Linked DNA regions of Homo sapiens: region 1 is linked to region 2. The links are chromatin loops, found by intact Hi-C in ENCODE. Cell type or tissue: K562. All regions are shown on one strand. Each heading gives the region's core, and the rest is flanking DNA. Links, peaks and the distances in the headings are about the cores only.

Region 1 (12,159 bases), core at 4,475-9,474, 350 kb before region 2:
TTTATTTGGGTCACTTTCTTAATTTCCCTCGAATTGGGAACTAATTAGGAAATTAATTTTCAATGCAAATTCAAAATGGGCACTTTAAATCTGAAAATCTACTTTAAATATTACTAGAATTTAGAATGTATAAAATGGAAGACATAATAAATGCCTTTTTTGTTTTTACTGTGCATTTGAATCTCAATGTGGAGTGACAGCTGTTGATCCAGTATAAAAATAGTTGGACCCTGCCTATAGCATCTAGTTTCATCTTCAGAAGATCAGTGGCTAATTTGCTTGGTACTCCATTTAAACTCTTCATTGAAGTTGGGGAGATGAGTTTTACATCACTTTTTTGTTCTCTTTTATGGTTATAAAGGGGCTCTATGTGTGTGCGGAACCTCACCTTTGACCTTTCCTTTGATAAAAGCAGTTTTCTTGTCAGGCATGAACACGTGAATATCCATGACAGAACTGTTCATATAAAGAAACTGAATTTAATGCTAAGGAGGAAAAAATTATTTAACTGTTGCTGTGTGAGCTGACATTGTTCTTCCAGTGGGATCTGTTACTGGGAATGTAGGGAGAATTATTTCTACAGCACAAGCTGCTTTTATTACTCCTTGGTGTAACAGGAAAAACACTGCGGTGAACTGTTAGAGCCTTTCTCTCTTAGGTGTTTAAAAACTGGACAGTTCTACATCGACATTTCTCTGCATGTAATAAAACGGTGTTAAGGAAAAGCTGTAAAGTGGTGCTTTATACGTTTACTCTTCCAAGAAAATTCACAGTTGGCATTTTGTGTTTTATTGCAGTTTAGTTACCTCATCCTTTTATCTTAAGTAAATTCTGGAGTTTGTGCATATATTGAGATTTCGTGCCTCATCTAATACAGAAAGGAAATAGGGAAAATGCTAATTATTTGTTCTTGTAGTTTAATCATAACTTCTGTGACTTTTAAGACCTTAAAATAACAACTTAAAGGATCCTGAAGTTAATCTCTTATCTGAACTACTTGGAAAGTCTGGGTAGACATCTGGACAGCTTAATTATTCTCAGTGATTTGAATTATTACAAGTATGTAAATTTTTAATCACAAACTCTTTCCTACCTGCTTAGCACAATTTGGGGCTGTCCCCCATCAGCCATCTAGGATTATGCCAATGACTTGTACCACAATAATACTAAAGCTTTTCATTTTTAATTATTTTGACCAGAAATCTTTCAAAATATAAATGTTCTTGCCTCCTTAAGCCAAGTGAACATCAGTTACCCTTATGTACTCTTTGCCTTATGCAGCTGTATTTGTATATTCTGGTTTTTGTGATTTCCCTGAATTTTCTTTTTCTTTTACTTATTACTTCTCAGTCATCAGTGATGTCAGCCTTCCTGGAAGAAGTCTCTCTTTTCCACTGAATTTTTCTTTTTCTCTTACAATAGTATCCAAATAATTGTCTAAAGATAAAATACTGATGGAAGGGCCTAGAAGTATTCTGTTAGGAATGAAGCCTATGAGTTTTAATTAAGAGTCAGTATCATTAAGCCCACACCCCTAGCTATCTGTTCAGAATTGATAGAAAAAAATCATAGCCAGTAGAGTTGATAGCAGAGTACAAAAAAAGGTCTTGTATGGTTAATAGATGACCGCCACTAAGTCTTACTAAGTTTAATTTGGGGGATTATTGTGTGTGTTTGCACATGCTTTGCTTATGTTATCCTCTGCCCAGAATACGCTTATCAAAGTCTTGCTCAGCATTCCTGGTCCAACCTTCCACCATTCGTATTGTGTCCGCTGATTCTCCTACTCTCTTGTTGCTCCTGTTCTTTCTTCCAACTTCCTTCCTTCTTGTGGCACTAACTGATTTCCCACACTACCTACTGTCACACACATTCAGTATTGTGGTAAGTACTGTTGGAACGTAAGGATTAATAATACATGGTAATAGTTTACTGTGAGTGTTTACTGAATGTTGTCTGTATGTTAGGCAGTATGCTAATTAATCATCTCAGGAGCATTCCTCATTTAATCCTCAAACCAACCCTGTGAGCTGCGTGCCGTTTTCATCTGCATGTTACAGTCTGGGGCCAGTGAGAAAAATGACATCTCCAAAGTTAGATACTAGTGAGTACCAAGGCAGGATTTAAACTCCAGTCTTCTGACTTCTGAGCTATGCATTTAACTACTTCCCTCCCTTAAGAAAACAACTCATTCTGCTAGAGTAGAGTAGACCCTGGAAGAGGGAAGAAGTAGGTGTAGAAAAGATTATACTTGAATGAAAGGACATGGTAACTTTGAGACTGATATGAAGTGAAAGCTGTATAGATGTAGTGTTATAATGGGAAAGTTAATACTGTGTTTGGGGAATAGTAATTGGTAGATGATAGCTAAACCATACTAGTTGTGCTAGGATATTAAGATGAAACCAAAGGTTGACGATCAGCTGTAGGACCAGCTTGAATAATCACATTTATTTACAAATTGTCCTTACTATATGAAAGTCTGTCTTGATATGGAAAGCTAAACAGGAATATCCGTGGCATGAATGTAAAGCAAATTCATGGAAGTAGAGCAGCCTTCTGAATCAACAGTCAAAGCTTCTCTGCACAGCTGTGATAAAATTTTAAATTATAAATGTGAGTACTGTGACTAATTTGTAATCATGCAAACCTTGTTTAAAATTGTAGAAAACGAGGTAGGATTGGTTGGGGGCCCTCACTTTTTGTTCATACTAATCCAAGCCTCCCAAGATTAAATTATTGGTATTGAGTAGACACAGTTTCAGTAATCTTCTTAAGCATTAATTTTCATAGGAAACATGAAGTCTGCGTATGTGGAGATTCCTCCATGTGCAGCTTACATTGTTAAGGTCAGAGTTACTGGATAGCATGAGGGAAGACACAAGAGGAAAATATAGACTGCTCTCAATAGGAAGATCAAATAGAGTACATGTGGCACAAGCAACATACAGCCCCAGCCAGAATATTAGGTTTTAATCCCCTTTGCCAGCTTGCTGCAGTAACCAACAACCCTGACATTTCAGTCCTGTACACAGTGGTACTCAAGAAGGGGGCGATGAGAACAGCCCATCCTGTGGGTAGGAGGAGTGTGTGACTACTGACATTGTTCAGATTTGTCTGCACGTGGTGATGGCAAAAAGGAATTTGAGAATGTTTTAACGTCTCTAAAAGCAATGTACCCTCTTTTTGGCTGTACTGGAGCACACCACAGCCACCATACCTCTCTCCCCAACACACCCAGCCCAAAGCTTACCGCCCTCATAACTTACATGTTGGCTGCAGGTGTGCTCCACGTGTCTCTTTTATTTTAAGATCTGGGCTGAAGGAGTAGCTTCTGCCTGGAATGTGCAGTTCTCATAAGAGAGGGAAAAGAACAAGACTTCTGGCCAAACCAGATAGTGGCACTTAAAGTTTCTGCTAGGAGCTAGCATAATGTCACTCCCAGTTGTATTTCTCTGGCTGAATCTGATGTCAATGAGGCAAGGAAGTAGGCCCATTTCAGAGAAAAGTACTTCAGGTCACTTAGCAACAGACAGTGACAAATAATCCTCTTAGAAGGAGGAAGCAGCAACTAATTGGGAACAATAATATTATCTACCACCATCGATTACCTTGTATCACTAGGTGATTGAACAGTTTAATTCCAGTGATACAAAGAGTCCTAACTTTGAAATAAAGAGGAACTTTATTTTTTCAGGTACCTCTATCTGTATTACCAGTATAACTATTCTCTGTTCACCAGAAACCTTTTAAAATGTAACATTAACTATCCTTCTAAACACCTACTGAATTATAAGGCCTGTGTACAGTGAGTTGGCTGGGGATAAGTAATTCATTACTGAAAAGGTCTTTAAAGTTTATTCTTTAAGCCTTTCATCATTATGAAGAGCAATCTGCTGTCATGAATAATCAAAGAACCTCCAAGAACGTCGTCTAACTTCAAGAAAAGCTTGACGGATTTGTTAAAGTTAGTTGGTCGATTACGATAATTTGGAGAGTCAGCAGCTCACTCATTAATGATTTTAATAATTATGGCACAAGAGTAGATGACATCTGTTGGAAACTTCTTCTCCCACTGCGTTATTTCCACTTGTGCATTTAGAGTCTGTGTTTCTAGAGGAAGAACGTCAGAGGGCTGTCTGCTGTGTTTCCTACCCTGATTTCTCTGCCCATACGACACAGATTGGTGCCTCACAGCAGTGGGCTACTGTGGAGGTGACCTGGGCTTTACACGTTATTTGGAAAATAATGGAAGAATAAGAGAAAAGACCACCATCCTTCCTGCTTTCAGGTATTGGGATTAACTGAATTCTGTTAATCTTGCTGCCACTAATGACGTTCTGTGTTTTGAGATGATGTAATTGACTTAAAATCTATTTCCCAAATTATTTGTTCATAAATACAGATAGTAAGCAAAGACTAAAGGTGAAACATTATAAAGTAAAATTTTGCTTAAAGGTAAATTATACAGCATTTACCTTTTATTTATTTATTGGAGGGACTTTAAACACTATAATATGTTGTCTGCAAGCTAAAATGTCATTTATATATGTGCAGTCATTCTTGAAGTTAGATGACGATGCTCTTGGAGGTTCTTTGATGAATCGTGACAGCAGATTGCTCTTCATAACGATGAAAGGCTTAATGAGAAAAACTTTAAAGACCTTTTCAGTAATGAATTACTTATCCCCAGCCAACCCACTGTACACAGGCCTTATATTTCAGTAGGTGTTTAGAAGGATGGCTAATGTTACAACATTTTAAAAGGTTTATGGTGAATAGTGAATAGTTACACTGATAATACAGAGCTACGTGAAAAGGAGATATCTGTTTCATGATTGTAGGCTATTAGATAGTCCCATTAACAGCTTGGTCCACCTACTTCCATCCCCCGCCCCCCCGCCAACCCTCTGCATTTAAGCTGAGTGAGGCTAGATAATTTTAAAAGCTATATTGTTTTGCAATCCCTGTTGACCAGTAAATTGGTTGAATATAAATTCCTCTGATAAAATCATGTGATTATATCAGACTAATGTAAAGAACTGCTTTTACAATAAAAATAATTTTGATGGTAAATCAGAGCTTAAATTGCTAACTAAAACAGTATGTAATCGTTGAGTCTCATGTGTAGGATCTCTTCCTACTGAGGGTACCTAAAAGAGTTCCAAATGCAGTACATGTTGAAATTTTCTCCTAAGTATTACAACTAGGGATGAAGAAAAGAAAATGCAAGTGTATTTGCTGACCTTGGAATCCCTTTACTTAATTATCATTCGTGGGGTTTTTTGTGTGTGTGGTGGGGGAGTGTAGGATTAGTGTACATTTGTTAGAACTTCATCTTGGAAGATAATTTTCTTAGGATAAATTTAATAAGATTCTTGGAAGTAAAGATAGAGTAGCATGTTTTTCTCTGTTCTATTAGACTGCGACCTTAAGTGCACAGACTGGGTTTTTCTCTACCATCTATTAAGCCTGCCAAATGTTTAAGAAATTATGGTTTTATGTATAGTTAGATAGAGAAAATATACTACATATGGAACCTAAAAGCTGTTGCTATATTAAATTTTGGAAATGGAAAATCTGAGGGTAGAATCCTCCTCTTCACATTTATAAAGTCATTACATTCCTTCTAACTAAACCATTTTATGTACAATAAGAAAAATACGGCAGTTATACCTCTGAAGTGTTTTGTCTTGATTGTAAAACTCTCTCAATTGAATGTAATTCTATACTTGCTCTTCAAACTTGCTATGCAAATATGCAGTATATTGATATATTAATATTAAGTTTGCTACATGGATTAGTCTACAGATCTTTATACTAGGAACCCTGTTTGCAAGTGTTTAAGTTAAATAAATCGGCAAAAATTAGTGTTTATAATTTGAATTAAAATTACAGAGTTAAAAGAACTGCAACATGAAACACTTTAATGGGAATAGAAGGTGGTTTCATAACTTTCTGATTACATCTCTGAACATTTAAACATTACATAAATTTAAACAAGGTTTAAATAAAAGATCATTTTCTACAGTGATCCAAAAAGCATTGTAAACAGTCAAAATAAGCAAGCCAGTAATCACTTTAGAAGACTATGTACTGGTTTTGATTTGTGGAAGAAAACTTCTGGAATGTTTCCATTTGAATTTACAATAATCTCTTGGGTTTTTTCTCTTTTTATTCTCTTTTTTCATCCTCTAGTGTAAACACATCTTTTTTAAGTGGTGTGATTAAGAGTTATTGCCTAAAGAGTTGACCAAATTAGCTGTTAGTAGTATATGACTGAGACCAAAAGAGCAAAACATGATTTTTTTTTTTTTATTGTTCAAGACACAGTTTGTTGTATTAGTAATGACAGTTACAGTTGGTGGTTTTGTTATTTGGAGCCTAACCAGTATCACTGGGTTGTATGTTGGGAGGAAAGAAAGAGTTTCTGTTTAAATAGCTAACAAATGGGTTTGTTATCATTTCCCCACATACAGGGTTTTGAGTTACTTGTTTTACACTTAACTTCAGCCAATAAGTTGCCTTAATTCCTGATATGATTTGGCTTTGTCCCTACCCAGATCTCATCTCGCATAGTAAGGAGGGACCTGGTGGGAGGCGATTGAGTCATGGGGGCTGTTTCCCCCATGCTGTTCTTCTGATAGTGAGTTCTCAGGAGATCTGGTTGTTTGATATATGTCTGGTGCTTCCCCTGCATGCTCTCTCCCCTGCTGCCTTGTGAAGAAGGTGCTTGCTTCTCCTTCGCTGTCTGGCATGATTATAAGTTTCCTGAAGCCTCCCCAGCTATGTAGATCTATGAGTCAGTTAAACCTTTTATTTATAAATTACCCCACCTCAGGTAGTATCTTTATAGCAGTGTGAAAACAGACTAATGCAGTTCGTTTTTGAAAACATAATTGACCCTTGAGTAACATGGGAGTTGGGGTGCTAACCCCCTGCATAGTCAAAAATCCACATACAACTTTTGACTCCCTCAAAAATTTAACTACTAGTAGCCAGTTGTTGGCTGGAAGCCTTACCGTAACCAACAGTAGATTAACACATATTTTGTATTTTATATGTATTATATACTGTAATCTCGTAAGCCGGAGAAAAGAATATGTTAAAATTATAATGAATGTCAGTTTGTATTCTGGCCCTGCTTCTTCTACGTCATCTTCCTCATTGTCCAGCACTGGTTCAGAAGCACTCATCTCTATCAAGCCATCTTCTGTTATTTCTTCTGATGTGGTATCTGTTAGCTCTTGAATTTCTCCAAGATCTTTATCTTGAAACCCTTTACTCTGATTGGCTCTGTAAATCCTATGAACTCATGCACAATATCTGGACACAGTGTTCTCTAGCAGGAATATGTTTTGGGCCAGATGGATTAGCTTTTTCTGTAACAGTGATGGCCTCTTCAGTACTGTAATCCTACCAGACTTCCATGTTGTTCTTGCTGTTGCGGTTCTCTTTAATAGCAATAACCATATCATCTTTTCTGCAGACTACTGTGTGTAATGAGCCTCAAGGGTCCTTATGACCTCCTAATCTAGAGGCTGTATTAGTGATGTTGTGTTTGAGGGCAGTTAACTACTTTGGTGCCTTTGGTGGTGAGCTCATGGGATTCTGGGTGGCCAGGGACATTGTCCAATATCAAAAGAACTTTAAAAGGTGGTCTCTTACTGGCAGGGTACTAGGTAACTTCAGGTACACAGCATTGATAGAACTGATCCAGAGAAAGCATTCTCTTCCAGGCCTTCTTTCTTATACAGCCAAAAGATTGGCAGCTGGTGTTATCTTTTCCCTTCAAAGCTTGGGTTTAGCAGTTTTATAAATAAGGGCAGTCCTGGTCATCACCCTGACTGCATGTGCATAAAACAGTAGCCTTTTCCTTTCTGTCTTAAATCCTAGTGCTTCCTTCTCTTCCTTACTTATAAATGTCCTTTATGGCATTTCCCCCCCATGCCGGAATAGGACACCTTTGTCCACATTAAAAACCTGTTCAGGCAGATATTCTTTCTTCTCAAAGATTTTCTTAATGGTTTCTGAGAACTTAACTGCTGCCTCTTTGTTAGCAGAAGCTGCTTCTCCTGTTACCTTGATATTTTTAAAGCCAAACCAGTTTCTAAAATTATCAAACCATCCTTTGCTGGCATTAAGTTCTCCACCTTTAGCTCCTTTACTTTTGTTTTGCTTTAGCTTGTATAATGACTGCACTTTTTCTTAAATCATATTAGAATCTAAAGGTGTGCCTTTCCTATAGCAACCCTGCACTTACATACAAGTTGCATTTTTTGTACAAGGAGGTATTTTGCAAAAAGCGGAAGGTTTGTATGGCTGCAGCAATGGCTTCAGGAATTTCCTTTTCTTTCTTTACGATATTTATGCTGGATTCATTTATCTTGACATAGTGAGCAACCACAGCAGCAGACCTCAATCCATGGTGCATATCAAGCAATTCCACTTTTTCTTACGTCCTGACTTTGGTTTCTTGGGAGAACTTCCGGCATCACTAGTGGCACTTCATATGGGTTCCATGGTTTTTTTTCAAGAGTTACAGTATTGCACTAAACATGATGAAAAGTATGTGAGAACTGCTTAAGATCACTTTTTACTGTGATGTGGAACTCACTGGAGTGATGGGCTGCACATGCGGAGATGATTAGCGCCATACTTGTGCTCTGAGCAGATACAACACAAGCTCACCACAATAGCATCAGGAGATGGTGATGAAATTATTCCAGTAGTACAGTATGCACTAAAGTTAATTTTATGCTGTTGTGATCTGATACTGCATCTTTACATTCGTTTACATCTCTTGACTGTGAGTGGTGCCAGGTACAGTCCGTATGCCCCTGTTTTGATACATTTTAACTTTTTATAATAGATTTGTGGCATTTCATGGTAGTAGAAAAAATAGACTAGTATCTACATATATTTTATGCATGCATGGCATACTTAATTTTTTCTTAACTTTTGAAAATATCTCTAGGCTGCACAGTTTGCGAGTTTTTCAAATTGTCACAAATTTCCAAGAAAAATTTCTTCCAAGAAAAATTTCCAATATATTTATTGAGAAAAAATTCACATATAAGTGGACCCATGCAGTTCATATCCATGTTGTTTGAGGATCAACTGTACTCGCTTCTTAGTTCTTTGAAGGAATCTGCTTCCATAAGTTTTCAATATTTTCCCTTGCAAGTTCCCCAGCCGTAACCTCAGTCTAACACTAATATTCTATTTCTAATAGCTCACGAGAAGCTCGCAGTTAGCTAACAGTGAGTGTTCGTAGTGTGCCAAGTATTAAGATAACTCCATGTATTCTACTTGGATGTTTAACCATTACCTCCAAACTCTAAAAGTTCGAAAATCAAATTCATTCTTCTGTCAAAGCTCATTTCCCTTCCTAAGTCCTCCTTTTCTGTCACAGTTCTCAGTCCTGTTCACCTTTTTCAGTTTCCCTGTGTGCTATGAAGTCACATCTCCCTGCCTTTCCTGATTCCGTTCCTTCTAGCTAGAATTCTGTGCCCTCTTTTCTATTTCTGCTAATAGCCAAAATATATTCTTTGTAAAATCTGTAAAAGTGATTAAGATGTCTTTACTCCCCCCATATATCAAAAAGTTGGCATGTTTAATAAATGTTAAAGGCTGGTTGCAGTGGCTCAAGCCTGTAATCCCAGCACTTTAGGAACCTGAGGTGGGTGGATCATGAGGTCAGGAGTTCAAGACCAGCCTGGCCAAGATAGTGAAACCCGGTCTCTACTAAAAATACAAAAATTAGCCGGGCATGGTGGTGGATGCCTGTAATCCCAGCTACTAGGGAGGCTGGGGCAGAGATTTGCTTGAACCTGGGAGGTGGAGGTTGCAGTGAGGCAAGATCACACCACTGCACTCCAGCCTGGGCAACAGAGCAAGATTCCATCTAAAAAAAATAAATAAATGTTAGAGCATTTGGGGGAAAAAATATGTAATATATTATCTAAATCATAGGTCAGCAAATGGCCCTCAGGCCAAATAAAGTCACCACCTGCTTCAGTAAAGTTTTATTGGAACATAGCCATGGCCATGTGTTTTGCTGCTAAGACCATATGCCCTGCAAAACATAAAAATTTACTATAAAAATTTACTCTGTGGCCCATTACAGAAAAATGCTTGCCAAACCCTGCTCTAAATGAACACATGTTAACTAGAGTCCACCGAGATTTTTGCCTAAGTTCCAAATGCTCTTTCTATAGCAGGTGAGCTTGTATAGCCTGTTCAGAACCACAGGCAAGAAAGAGATGTGTGGTATACTTTTCATTAAGGTTTACTTTAATTTCTTTCTACGTTGGCATAGTGGTTTTTTGTTTGTTTGTTTGTTTTTGAGACAGAGTCTTGCCCTGTTGCCCAGGCTGGAGTGCAATGGCATGATCTTGGTTCACTGCAACCTCCGCCTCACAGGTTCAAATGATTTTCCTGCCTCAGCCTCCCAAGTAGCTGGGTTAACAGGAGCCTGCCACCACACCCAGCTATTTTTTGTATTTGTAGTAGAGATGGGGTTTCACCATGTTGGCCAGTCTGGTCTCTAACTAAGTCCTGACCTCGTTATCTGCCCACCTTGGCCTCCCAAAGTCCTGGGATTACAGGCGTGACACACCGTGCCCAACCACTAGCAGAGTATTTAAAAAAAAAAAAAAAACACTTGGCACTTAGAGACAAGGCATCAGGTAGTTTACTTTAAATTCTTTTTACACTCCTGAACTGTCAGCTCCTTAATGCCAGAGAATCTGATCTAAACCTTCTATGGCTAAAATCTGGAATTCTACTTGCTTCCCTCTACTATGTAAACAGCGATAATTTCCCAAACTTTACTTTGTAGCAATATTGAAGTAACGCTTCAGTTACATTTCTACTACCTTTCCCCCAAAAAGATTTAACCCAGAAAAAAGTAACCTGATACTCCCTTTTCTTCTGTTTAGATCATAGTTTTAAATAATACTTAGAAATTACCAGCAGTATCTTAAAACTCATTTCAGAACTTTTCCTCATTCATTGGTGACCGCAAAAAAAGGTTGAGAATGTAACAGATGGCGAATAGAAAGAATAACTGTATCCTGATTTTGTGCCCCTGTAAGTTCCCCTCTGCATAAAATTTGAATCTGTAACCATGTACCTTCTCAGCCAGAATTTCAAAGGTTATGGTGTTCATCTATAAATTTCAACAGTCTAACGGAGACAATTGAAAAAGAAAAATGTGTTAGAAATAGTTAAGGGAGCTAAAGCTTATACTAGAATAAATGTAGAAATCTGCAACTAAGGTTTGGGAGTGATAAAGGGAACTGAGGAATAATAATAACCCACATGTCAGCAATTGCTCCCTAAATCTGAGAGCCAACACTGCAGTCCTAGCTTTGGCATAAGAGTTAATTATAGAGCTAAGGCTGTATTGGTAATGTATCAGAAAAAGGAAAGAGGGTTTTAAGAAATACTGTTCAGGTTAAATAAACCTTTCTTTGACCCAGCCATCCCACTCTGGTGACCTGCTGTGCAAATATAACTGCACGTTTATGATGTTACATGTTCAGGTTTATTTGATTCAGCATTTTTTGTAATAGCAGAAGACTAGATACAATTCAAGGGTCCAGCAATAAAGGACTAGATCATAAAATCAAAAAGGCATTGAAAGTTAAGCCAAATGAAAACATGTCACTTGGGCGTATACATTATCAGCAAAATAATGTTGGAAATGCAGTGAAGGGTGAGCCTAAGAAGTTTCTAGCAAGGGATGGTAAATGAGAGACAACTGTGCATTACAAAATTTTACAAATGTTAAAAAATGTCAAGTGGTTTTTAAGTTGCTTTACCTTTTACTGTAATACATGAAAAACTTGTAAGGGCTTGCACAGGTTGCCTTGTTTTAGTTCCCATTCCTGTTTTTTATAAATAAGGTTTTCAGGAATCGAGTCCTCATGGCTCAGTTAGAACTCCTCTGATTCTTAGTTTCTTCACCTGTGAACAGAGTAAAGGTGAGATATTAGAACAACAGTTAAGAAGTACATTTCTTGCAAAAATTGTGTTCACAGGGGAACAGCAGTTTAGATGTTAACATTTGTACCCCATAAAAAGGATTCAAGGTAGTAGGAAGGGATACTTGGAAACTTACCCTCTGATGACGTTTGTCTGAGTAAACACCAT
Region 2 (12,159 bases), core at 2,790-7,789:
TTTCAAAACAGGAACAATGAATTCATATGACTTCAGTGGATGTCTTAAGAATTTCAAGTTCAAAGGTTATGTTAAGTGACTTTTAGGAAAAAAACAATAAAATCACGGAGAAGACACTGGATCGCCATATAACTATTATTTGATTAAGGAAATTACAGCAGCCGGGCACAGTGACTCATGTAATCCCAGCACTTTGGGAGGCTGAAGCAGGCAGATCACAAGGTCAAGAGATTGAGACCATCCTGGCCAACATGGTGAAACCCCGTCTCTACTAAAAATACAAAAATTAGCGAGGCTTGGTGGCGTGCACCTGTAGTCCCAGCTACTCGAGAGACTGAGGCAGGAGAATCGCTTGAACCTGGGAGGCAGAGGTTGCAGTGAGCCGAGATCGTGCCACTGCAGTCTAGCCTGGTGACAGAGCAAGACTCCATCTCAAAAAAAAAAAAAAATAAAAATAAAAAAAGGAAATTACAGTAAAGAAGGTTTCCTTCACAAAACACAGAATCACAAACTTTATTAACTTAAATATAAATTGAATGGCCTGAGAGACTCCAGATAATTTCCAAAAGTTTTCTTGGAAATTAAATGTTAATAATTTAAAAGCACTATAAGATTATTATGAAAGAATAGAACACAAAATTATATATAAAATATGGTCTAAATTTTGTAATTATTTATGTGTATATAAAAACACTGAAAGGAAGCATACCAAAATTTTAGTAGTGTTTACTTTTTAGAAATTCAGATTGCTGGTAGTATTTATTATTTTCTTTATGTTTTCTGAATTTCTTAAATGTTCTAGGGTAAGTACATGTCATTACAATAAGTACATGCCAGTAACATTATAAAAATAAAAAGTATTGTGAGTTCTTACTATTTAATTAAATCTCACAATTAATAAACTTAAAAAGCAAACAATCTTTTCTGCAAAGCATATCAAACTTTCTAGTGCTTTTGTGTACCAAGTTTAGACTTTGACATCATATCCAGTTTCTTCTACTTAGAGCACAGAAATTGTCTACAATGAAGACACAGTGAGTACCGGGATCGTAACATCTTTTCTTCATAGTGACTGTTGACAAAAAAAAAGTCAAACTCCATGAAATATTTGAAAAGATTTATTCTGAGCCAAAGGTAAGGACCCTGACCCATGGCACAGCCTCAGGAAGTCCTGAGAATGTGTCCAAAGTGGCTGAGTTAAGCTTGGTTTTATACATTTTAGGGAGATGTAAGACATCAATCAATACTAAAGTATACATTGGTTCAGTCTGGAAAGGTGGAACAACTCTAAGTAGTGGGGCAGGGGAGGAGATTACATGTCACAGATGGATTCAAAGATGTTCTGACTGGCAATTCATTGAAAGAATTAAGTTATTATCTAAAGACCTGGAGGAGTGTGTGGGTTAAGATAAGGGGTTGTGGAGACTGAAGTTCTTATTTTGTAGATGAAGTCTCACAGGTGGCCACTCTTAGAGGCAATACATGGCAAATGTTTTCTATTTGGACTTTTCAAAGGTGCTAGACTCTCAGCTAATTTCTTCAGGATCAGGAAAAGACCTAGAAAGGGGAAGCAATTCTTTACAGAATGTAAGTTTCCCTTACTTTGCAGGGCCATTTCAAAATATGTCAAATATATTTTGGGGTAAAAATACTTTGATTTCTTTCAGGGCCTGATATCTGTCATGTGATGCTACACTGGAGTCAGGTTTGAATTTGGTATCTTATTGCTACAAAAGTCTGTTCTGTCCATCTTAAAATCTGTTTTAATGTTAATGCTAGTCAGTTGTGCCTGAATACCAAAGGGAGGAGGGTAGAATGAAGCATGCCTGATCCTCCCTTCCCATCATGGCCAGAACTAGTATTTTCTGTAGAAAATGCTTGTTGAAAGAAGGGGTCTACTCAGTCAGATGAGGGGCTGAGGATTTTATTTTTGGTTTATATTACCAAGAATTGAGAAGGAGGAACACCTAAACAAAACACTTCACCCAAATATTACTCATTCATTAAACTCAAACGTATTGATGTAGAAATGTTTCTATATGTCTGTTGCTCAAAAGGCAATGTTAGAAGGATTAAAATAATAGGACCTATTTTTCAGTATTTAACAAAATGACAGAATTTCATCAATAGTCCTCCAGAATCTCTTGAAGGAATTTTACTTGTAGGAATTATTTGTTTAATAATTAAAGGGTCCTTTTAATTCCTCAAGCCCAGTTTACTCTAGGTTCGGCAATTCACATTTTCATCATTCAAGACAGAGAACCAAGGTGGGCATAGTGCCTCACACCTATAATCTCAGCTACTTGGAAGGCTGAGGAGGAAGGATCACTTGAGACCAGAAGTTCAAGGCCAGCCTGGGTAATATAGCAAGACCCTATCTCAAAAAAATAAAATAAAAAAGACAGAGAGCCATTTGGGAGGAAAATTATTTCCCTATATTTGCAGCAAGTCAACCTGTCCAGACACAGAAAATGGAACACCCAACCAAATAAAAAATCTCTGAAGGATCTCTAAATTCTAAATCAGAGGTGAGCGATGAGATGCATGCAAGCTACACAGCATCTTCCCATGATAGCAAATATTTTCTAAATAAAAAGTTCTTTAACCAGAGTCAGGCATGAGTTATTTGATTACAGTCATAGAGGAAACAAGCTTAGTGACCTGACCTGGCCTAAAAGCCAAATGCCCACCCATCTGTGTCTCCCTAAGCAAAGGCCATCTCATCCTCTAACGAACAGATGGCTCCCTGAGGGCCCACAGCAGGGTCCTACAGCGCACCTGCAATGACTTCAGTTCCACTTCATGGAAAGGAGGTTACAGGGCTACTCTTTGCTCCAGGAGACAGGCAGAGGGATTTTCCTATTGATTTACATAAGGTTATGCTTTCAAAACAAGACAAGAGACAGCTGTTTGGGAGAAAGCCTATCTATAGTATTTCCCTAATGCACAGTGTGTGTTAGTGTTGGCATTGCAAGGAATTAAACAAGAATCCAGTTATCATAATGCACAGGGAATTCAGGACTGGGAAACTGTGCTAGTGAGGGAAGTGAATCCTTTGATTTCTGGCCACCCTTACCCTGGCCGTCACAAAATCTCACAAAAACGTGTGCATCCGTCCTGGTGGTGTTTCTGGTCCTTATGAACGGTGACACTTTGGGATGATCGAGTCTTTCAATCCTGTCTTTCTGTTTTATGTTTTCCAGGCTTCTACCTCATTCTGCCCCATGACATATACACGTTCATCTGCTGAAGGTTCTCCCCACCCTTTTTGTTTCCTCTAAAATAAATATGACCTGCCCTAACTCTATCCTGTTTCTTCCTTCTGGGATGTGGCCAGCCGCCATCAAGTCAAGGGTTGCGATCAAAGTGAGGCTGCTCCCACACAAGAGAAAACACAGATTGTCAGCTGTACTCTCTCCCTCTACCAGACAAAGTAATTCAGGAGAAGGGGGGCAGAGAAAATTGGGGGATGCTTCCCACCTCTTAATGGTGTGAGTAAATGAGGCTGAGGGAAGGAGACTATTTTCTTCGGAGATCTGTGACCAGAATCTAGTGTTGCCTGCTGAAAAATGACTTAACACTGGATGTGAATCTCCAACTCAGAGATTTCTCTGCTCCCTTTGGATACAAAAAATTCAGAAATTCACCCACAGAGAATCCCCTCATCACACCTCTGTCAACAAAATAACAAGAAATAAAGTCATTCCAAAATAATCTTTACCAAAGCCACTGAGATTCCCAGTCCTGTGTTTGTGGATCTACAGCAGTTCTACGACTCCATAAAAATATCTTACCCCAAGGTCTCTTCTAAATCACAGCACCTTAATTTTATGAGCTGGCAGGGCAAGCCCATTACAGGCAAATTTGCATCAGAATAGTTTCCTCTGCCCCACATCTAAGGCACAACATTTTGTATCAGACCTCCACTTCCATCATACCTTCAAAGGTAGAAGTTTCTTTTCACTTGCTCCTCTGTCATCCTCAGCTTGCCGGAACCCGCCCCCCACCATGCCCCACCCTCCCCCAGCCCCATTCTTCTTCCTCCACCAATGGTAGCAAAAAGGCTACGGCAGCTTCCAAACTCACAGACTTGTCCAGAGGCAGAAACGGACCATTGTTCCTCCTATATCTATTTATTTTAGAGACAGAGTCTTGCTGTGTTGCCCAGGCTGGAGTGCAGTGGTGCAATCATAGATCACTGCAGCCTCCATCTCCTGGGCTCAAGCAATCTTCCCACCTCAGCCTCCCCGGTAGCTGGAACCACAGGTGTGCATCACTACATTCGGCCAACTTTTAAACTTTTTTTTTTTTTAGAGATGGGGTCTCACTGTATTGCCCAGGCTGCTTTTGTATCCGTTTTTATTAGGGCAGAAAGACATTCTCAAAATGTTTCCAGCAGATTCCCTCTCATGTCTCATTGACTACAGTTATGCACCAAGCCCATACCTCAACCTGGTGTAAGAAGGGACGCAAAATTGTCATGCCAGCTTTCACTCCTGGGATAGTGGAAGATCCACGAAGCACATTGCAACCACATGCCACAACATCTTGGAGTTCTGTTTGTAAAGGAGGCTAGAGAAATGATAAGTTAATAGGCTACCTACAGTGTCTGCCATGGCATTTGTGTTGGGTTTTAAGTCAATTACTCTTCCAACCTAATGGATCCTCAGGTTGGATAGTCTATGATATAAGGCCCAGTGAACATGGCTTACTAGGTACTCATTAAAAGGGGTTAGGACTAAGTTCTCAGATCTCATATTTAACTGTGTCTGAAAGCTGGTTCACAAAAAATAGTGGATAGTTACAAGCATATTTGACTTGGCAGAAAGAAGACTAGAATTGCTATGCCACAGGGGTGTATGAGAGGAAGGTACCCTGTTAAGGAGAGATTTTGAAAAGTTTCCAGATGTCCTTTCCATAACACTGCAGTAGCATGTTCCTTGGGTTATGTGCTCACAGTTCAGGGGCTACTCTGACAAATTCTATTCAATCAATCAACAATTGAATCAATGTTTTCTCCACCGAATTAATTACTTTTTTCAAGGACTAAACCAAATGCCCCAGTTGGTGTCATGTTGATAGAGTCTTCATTGAACCAATATATCTAGAAGCCCATCAATTATGGTGACAACTGAAGAGGAGGAAGAGCATAGATCACTCACAATTCAAAGAAAAAAGTAAACCACATCTCCGAATGGGAGTTGTCCTCTTCCTACTCATCCTGTTGGAAGAGAAAGACCTTAGGAAATTTGAGGAATCCTTTAGCAAGAGAGTAATAAGGCATAAATCTTGGTGACAGTGAAAAGGCTGGCTCAGGAAGTAACACCGTCCATGAAAAACTCCTCCAGTGTAAGGGAGAGTGATGAATGGTCTAAACATGACACTCCTATGTAGCTTGGAAGGGGTTTGCACAGTTGATTTTAGCTCTTAGAGAGAGTGATTTGCAGAAACTGGAGACGGTTTGTCATTGTTTTTGCCAGTTCCCCCTGCACAGCAGGGAGCTCAGGAAGAAAGAAGGGAGTGTGTTCATAACAATTTCTTTCCTTCTTGAAAACCTGTTATCTGTGCAATTGGTGTAAGCTGACTTCCCTCTAAAACTGGAGGATGGGTTGTTCATGTTATAATTTATGGGGTGCTTATCAACAGACTTCAGTTTGCAGATGGCTGCAGGCAGAGAAATGAACTCTTATCAGGGACCATTCTCTTCGGCTGTCCTGTTGGTCTTGGATATCAATATGGGTACAGCACCAATGTCACACACTTGGAATGAGAATAACATAAGTCTTGTACTCTGCCCTTTGGAAACTGAGTGTAACATGTCTTCTGATGTCTGTCATGTCTCTTTATCACTAGATTTTAAATCTCCCATATTTCCCAGAACATAGGAGAATTAAACAGGAAGACCAGTAACTCTTCAGGAGTCACAAAATGAAACATGCTGAATTTTTTTAAGTCTAAAATAGTGAAGTAGGGAAAGTGGAGGAGGACTTCTTCTGGCTATTCAAGGACCAATATAGAAGCAAATAGATAAGCAATTTGGTTACTGGAAGACTTTTAGCCAGAGAGGAAGCTGTCAGTTTCTACAATTACACTGTCTGTGAATTCATTTTCTGCATTTTGTTACTTTTTTAAGATAAGCAGCCCAAAAGTCCATTTATCCCAATGTTCCTTTAAAGTTGTTATCAGAAAACTACAATTATTTCAATATTACTCTCATGCTTAAAGTATTTCCAGAACTGTATCCTCAGAGACACTCACAACCTAAGAAAATGAGTCTCATTACTTTACACCGAGGTTTCATTTAAAGAATCAGATAGAATTCTCTAGCTTGTACCCTCACTTTATTCACTAGTCTTATTTCTAAATGACATTTTGCCAAAAAATGTCCCTTCAAAGGGCCAATACAGCATTTGATCCATAAAGAAAATTTGATTGGCATGAACTTTGTCTCTCATTTTTGTTTTTTTGAGACAGGGTCTTGCTCTGTTGCGCAGGCTGGAGCGTAGCAGCGCAATCACAATCACAGCTCACTGCAGCCTCCAACTCCTGGACTCAGGTGATTCTTCTGCCTCAGTCTCCCAAGTAGCTGGGACTATGTGCGTACACCACCACACCCGACTAATTTTTGTATTTTTTTGGTAGAGATTGGGTTTCGTCATCTTGCCCAGGCTGGTCTCGAATGCCTGGGCTCAAGGGATCTGCCCACCTCAGCCTCCCAAAGTGCTGGGAATACAGATGTGAGCCACTGTGCCAAGCCTGGCATGGACTTTGAAGACTTTATTTTTTTAGAGACAGAGTCTCACTCTAATGTCTAGGCTGAAGTGCAGTCGCTTGTTCACAGCTCCCTGCAGCCTCCAACTCCAAGCTCAAGCGATCATCCAGCCTCAGCGTCCCAAAGTACTAGCATTACAAGCATGAGCCACCATGCTCAGTCTGAAGGCTCTTTTAAAATGAGTCCTAAAGGTTTTCTGATCAATAGAAGGCCAACAGGAATAAAGATACAACATTCATTTGTGAATATATTTGTTTAGAAAAAAATGACATCATTGCTGTATTATGATGTCGTTTAGTTCTATTAAGAGGCTAATTGCTATTAAAATATTCCTATCACTACTACCAACTACCCTCCACTGTCAAAAACAAACCAAAGTCAAATATTTCTATGTGCTGACAATATTGATGTAATCCTTTTATTCTTTGCATTTTTTCCCAGCTTCTCGCCTGTGAATGTCTTTACATTAACACCAAGACACTTACAAGTGCTGGGTAAAAATAATGTAACGATAACTGGACCAGAGAAAGAAGCTATTAGGAACACCGCAGAAAAAGTTCATTGGTTTTAAGCATTTGCGTCAATATGCATTACAGCATTGGATTCAGAGTCTAGAAGTCAGGCTAAGATTCCAGTCATGACTGTGCCACTACTAGAGGTGTAAACTTTGCCAATCATGTCAATTTCCTCATGTGCAAAATGTAGATAATAGTGGTACTACCTCTCTTGTATGGTGAGGATTACATGACATAATGCATATGAAGTCCCTAGTGATATAGGAGTTAAGAAGAAATTACTGGCCAGGTGCGGTGGCTTACGCCTGTAATCCCAGCACTTTGGGAGGCAAAGGTGGGTGGATCACGAGGTCAGGAGATCGAGACCATCCTGGCTAACATGGCGAAACCACGTCTCTACTAAAAATACAAAAAAAAAAAAAAAAAAAAAAAAAAAAAATTAGCCGGGCATGGTGGTGGGCGCCTGTAGTCCCAGCTACTCGGGAGGCTGAGACAGGAGAACGGCGTGAACCCGGGAGGTGGAGCTTGCAGTGAGCCGAGATTGCGCCACTGCACTCCAGCCTGGGTGACTAAGCAAGACTCTGTCTAAAAAAAAAAATAAATAAATAAATAAATAAAAAAGAAGAAATTACTTAGGCAGATAGTGAAGGTAAGGGAGTCCTCGGTAAGGTTTTCCTTTTAATGAAAAGCAGCCCCAGAATCATTTTCTTTTCTAGCAAACCGCAGCCTGGAAAATCGAGCTGCAGACATAGACAAGCAAGCTGGAAGCTTGCGCGGGTGAATGCCGGCTGCTGTGCCAATAGAAGAAGGCTACCTGGGACTAGGCATGGTCAAAATGGTGGCTCCATCTTCCCTTCTCTTTGCCAGCTGCGTGTACAGTGAGGAGCAGGCAACATGGCACCAGCCAAGTGGAAAGCCCATTTGCATAATCAGATTAGGGTGGGGTGGCCAGCCTTTTCCGTGCACTATGTAAATGTCACTCCTGATCCAACAACCTGTGGGCCCTATGTAAATCAGACACTGCCTCCTCAATGCTGTCTGTAAAATCCGATGCACTCCCATTCTGGCCGGAATTCCCGGTTCAGGAGCCCCTCTCTCTCAAGAGAAAAAGCTGTTCTCTTTTCTCTTTCCTTAGCCTATTAAACCTCCGCTCCAAAATTCACTCCTTGTGTGTGTCCATGTCCTTAATCTTCTTGATTCAAGAGGACGATCCCTGGTTATTTACCCCAGACAATGACGCCCCTTCACTAGCATCACTCTGGGCAAATAAATTTCAGGGAATCTTAGCTCTTTGTCTAATGCTCACCTAAAGCTGAAATTCTGGGTGGAATATCCTTCAGATAAATGACTATTTTTCTACCTTGCCTATACTACAGTAAGCTGGGTTAGAAAATCAAAATTTAAGAAAATTGGAAAGTGATTTTTTAAAGTCTGACTTAAAACTCTATCTTTTCCTCCTAGAAATTCCCTTTCGACAAACTAAAGTAGTTGCCAGCACACAATAGCATGCTTTTTGCTCGTGATACATTTTGTTTTGTCATGTTCATTAAATACAAGAATCAGTCTAGTTTGGAACATGGACTTGTCAACTTCCAAAGATGAATCCACAGGGCTGTCTAATTCATCACAGAGGAATATAGACATCTCTTACTACTGGCGACTGGCTGCCTCGATACTACAGAAATCTAATTACACCAAAGGAGCGAAACATCAAAATCCACCATTTTTGTTTAAAATTGGTACAACCAGACCAATTGGTTTATAAATCAATTGCTTTTCCAACCAAATAGTCCCTCGGGTTGGATAGTCTATGATGTGTGTTGCAAAGGAAAAGCAAGAAAGTCCACTGTCTTCTCTTGAGCAAAAGGAATAGCCACAGTTTCCATCCACAAGAAATCTAACATGTGAGTGTATGGGTTGGGATATAGTTTGGCCTCTGAAAATGACAGATCCAAACTCACTGTGACTTTACAAAGCTGGTAGGTTATTTCTCACTCACATCAAAATCCAGGAAGGCAATCCAGGGCTGGAATAGAGGCTGCACAATCATCAAGAATCCAGATTTTTCTTTCTGGTGTTCTGCCAGCCTCAAAACACAGCTTCCATCCCCTGGTTTAAGTTGGCTGCCCCATCAGGTCTACACTCTAGCTTGCAGGAAAGGCAGTGAGGGCAAGAGAAGGTCATGCCTTTGCCCATTGGGTACCAAAAACAAATTAACCAGGCATGGTGATGCACATCTGCGGTCCCAGCTACTCAGGAGGCTGAGGCAGGAAGACTGCTTGAGCCCAGGCGTTCAAGGTTGCAGTGAGCCAAGATCATGCCACTGCACTCCAGCCTGGGTGACAGAGTAAGACCTTGTCTCTAAATACATAAATAAGAAAAGTATCAGGAATCTCTCTTTTTTCTTTTTTTTTTTTTTTTGAGACAGGGTTTTGCTTTGTCGCCCAGAGAGGATTGCAGTGGCATGATCTTAGCTCACTGCAACCTCGAACTCCCAGATTCAAGCAATTCTCTTGCCTCAGTAACCCCAGTACAGGCACACCCAGCTAATTTTCTTGTTGTTGTATTTTTAGTAGAGACGAGGTTTCACCATGTTAGACAGGCTGGTCTCGAACTCCTGGCCTCAAGCGATCCACCCATCTCAGCCTCCCAAAATGCTAGGATTATAGGCGTGAGCTACCGTGCCCGATCACATCACTGTTTGCATGCATCCCATAGTTTACTAAGTAGGCAGTAAAGCATAAGTCAACTCTTATTCTAGAATAGTCTGATTGCTGCATCTCTAGGTTGTCCCTATACTTTCAGATGCTCTCTCTGCAAGTACTTTAACTGCAGCTTAATTTCCTCTGTCTTCGAAGTACTGAATGTTTCCCAAAGGTCTTACAGGCAAGTTGGCCTTGCCTGGGACAGTCCTCTGCAGCTCCTCTTCATTTTGCAGAGCAATCACAGGGTTCTTAGTAAACGTGTTTTCATCACAACATCATCCAAACATGCAAACACAGTAGCCTTTGAAATCAATATTGAAAATTAAATCAATTTGGGTAAAAGGAAAAGAACTCATGGAGTTTAGCACTCATTTTAATATATATATATATATTCTTATTTCATTTTACATTAAAATCCCTTTATCTTTTAAAACTTTGACACCCACGTCCCCAAACCATACTGAAGCCTCAGGTGCCCTAGCAAAATTCTCCTGTGAGGCCTTCTATGGTCTTTACCCATTTTGCTGTCATGCATGTTATGGCTACAGGTCACCCTGTTTCTCATTTAATTTACCATGCCATCCGCAGTTCACCTCCAGAGCTTGGAAATCTGTGGTCCTGAATTTTGAAAGAAAGGAAAGTTATTTCTGCAAGCTGAGCATGGAGCCAGTTGCTACTCTCATGCCTGGAAGCGACCCCACCTTTGCTACAGGTTCTGAATGGTGTCAAGCCAGGAGTATGCATAGTGATGTCGAGCTGAAATGGGCCATGAGACAAAAGCACATTGGTCTTTTCTTCCTCAGGTGGAAAAAACTGAAATCATTCCAATAATCTTTATCTGTGCCAATCTCTTAAGAAAAAAAGATTCGGCCAGGCGCGGTGGCTCATGCCTGTAATCCCAGCACTTTGGGAGGCCGAGGCGGGCGGATCAGCAGGTCAGGAGATCCAGACGATCCTGGCCAACACGGTGAAACCCCGTCTCTACTAAAAATACAAAAAATTAGCCAGGCGCGGTGGCGGGTGCCTGTAGGCCCAGCTACTCAGGAGGCTGAGGCAGGAGAATGGCGTGAACCTGGGAAGTGGAGTTTGCAGTGAGCTGAGATTGCGCCACTGCACTCCAGCCTGGGCGATAGAGAGAGACTCCGTCTCAAAAAAAAAAAAAGAAAAGAAAAAAGAAAAAAAGATTCATAGGCGGAGTGCAGTGGCTCACACCTTAATCCCAGCACTTTGGGAGGCAGAGGCGGGCAGATCACCTGAGATTAGGGGTTCGAGACCAGCCTGACGAACACGGAGAAACCCCATCTCTACTAAAAATACAAAAAATTAGCTGGGCATGGTGGCATGCACCTGTAATTCCAGCTGCTTGGGAGGCAGAGGCAGGAGAATTGCTTGAACCCTGGACATGGAGGTTGTGGTGAGCCGAGATCATGCCTTTGCACTCCAGCCTGGGCAACAAAAGGGAAACTGTCTCAAAAAAAAAAAAAAAAGAAAAAGAAAGAAGAAAGAGAGAAAGAAAGAAAGAAAGAGAACGAAAGAGAGAAAGAAAGAAAAGAAAAGAAAAAAGAGAAAATATTTATAGCTAAATAGCAGAGGTAAGGAAGAGTCTAATGGCTTTGGGGGGTGGGGATGTGTAAGGATGGGGAGAGAGGCTAGACAGGTCATACAGCCTTGAGGGTGTGCAGCCTAGCATCCAACAATGACTGCCTTTTCTCATAGTTATTTAGTTAAGGTGGGTTTCAAATATAGAAACACATTTCCAGGGAGAATTGACCCCAAGTTGACCTCCATTTTTCACACCTTGTGTCTCCACTTTGATCACCCAAGGAGATCCAGAACTCTCATAACTGCAGTAGAGGGTCCCTCCTGCATTCACATTGAATCAAGGACAGTGGCAGTAATAACAACATGCCTGACACACTACCTCTCTGCAGTGCTGGAGAGAGGGGAACTGTGTTGCATGAGCCCAAATGCACACCCTCAAATAGTGCACAGGAAAATGCGTGAAGTGTGGTCCTCTAGCTTACATTTAAAGTGCATTTTAATCTATTACATGGTCCACATGGGGAGGGGAGAGATCTAGGAATAGCTTTTGGACTCTGTCACAAAAGTTGTCTCTCCCCCAGATTTTATCAGGGGTGTGTGGGAGTGTGTGTGTGTGTGGGGGGGG

Evidence for each region. Peaks named below come from ENCODE experiments on the same cell type or tissue, not always from the same donor. Only the 100,000 strongest peaks of a DNase experiment are listed, where the experiment ranks them.
Region 1: it touches region 2 in a loop (4-fold over the local background); 1 of 110 quality-filtered maps calls a loop at or near these places.

The regions. Positions count from the first base shown.
Region 1 is chr10:15,796,969-15,809,127 of GRCh38, reverse strand. All of the region lies in intron 10 of MINDY3 (MINDY lysine 48 deubiquitinase 3), which reads left to right. LOC124902383 (a long non-coding RNA gene) reads right to left here. Exons shown (of 4, transcript XR_007062071.1): 2 at 11,829-11,973. Among named protein-coding and RNA genes, the nearest start is that of MINDY3, 57 kb to the left of the region's middle. In K562, for the core only: no CTCF peak of the experiment used is centred there; a DNase peak (open chromatin) is centred at 6,617.
Region 2 is chr10:15,444,851-15,457,009 of GRCh38, reverse strand. No RefSeq gene overlaps it. Among named protein-coding and RNA genes, the nearest start is that of FAM171A1, 80 kb to the right of the region's middle. In K562, for the core only: no CTCF peak of the experiment used is centred there; DNase peaks (open chromatin) are centred at 5,649 and 5,959; H3K4me3 peaks cover 204 bases.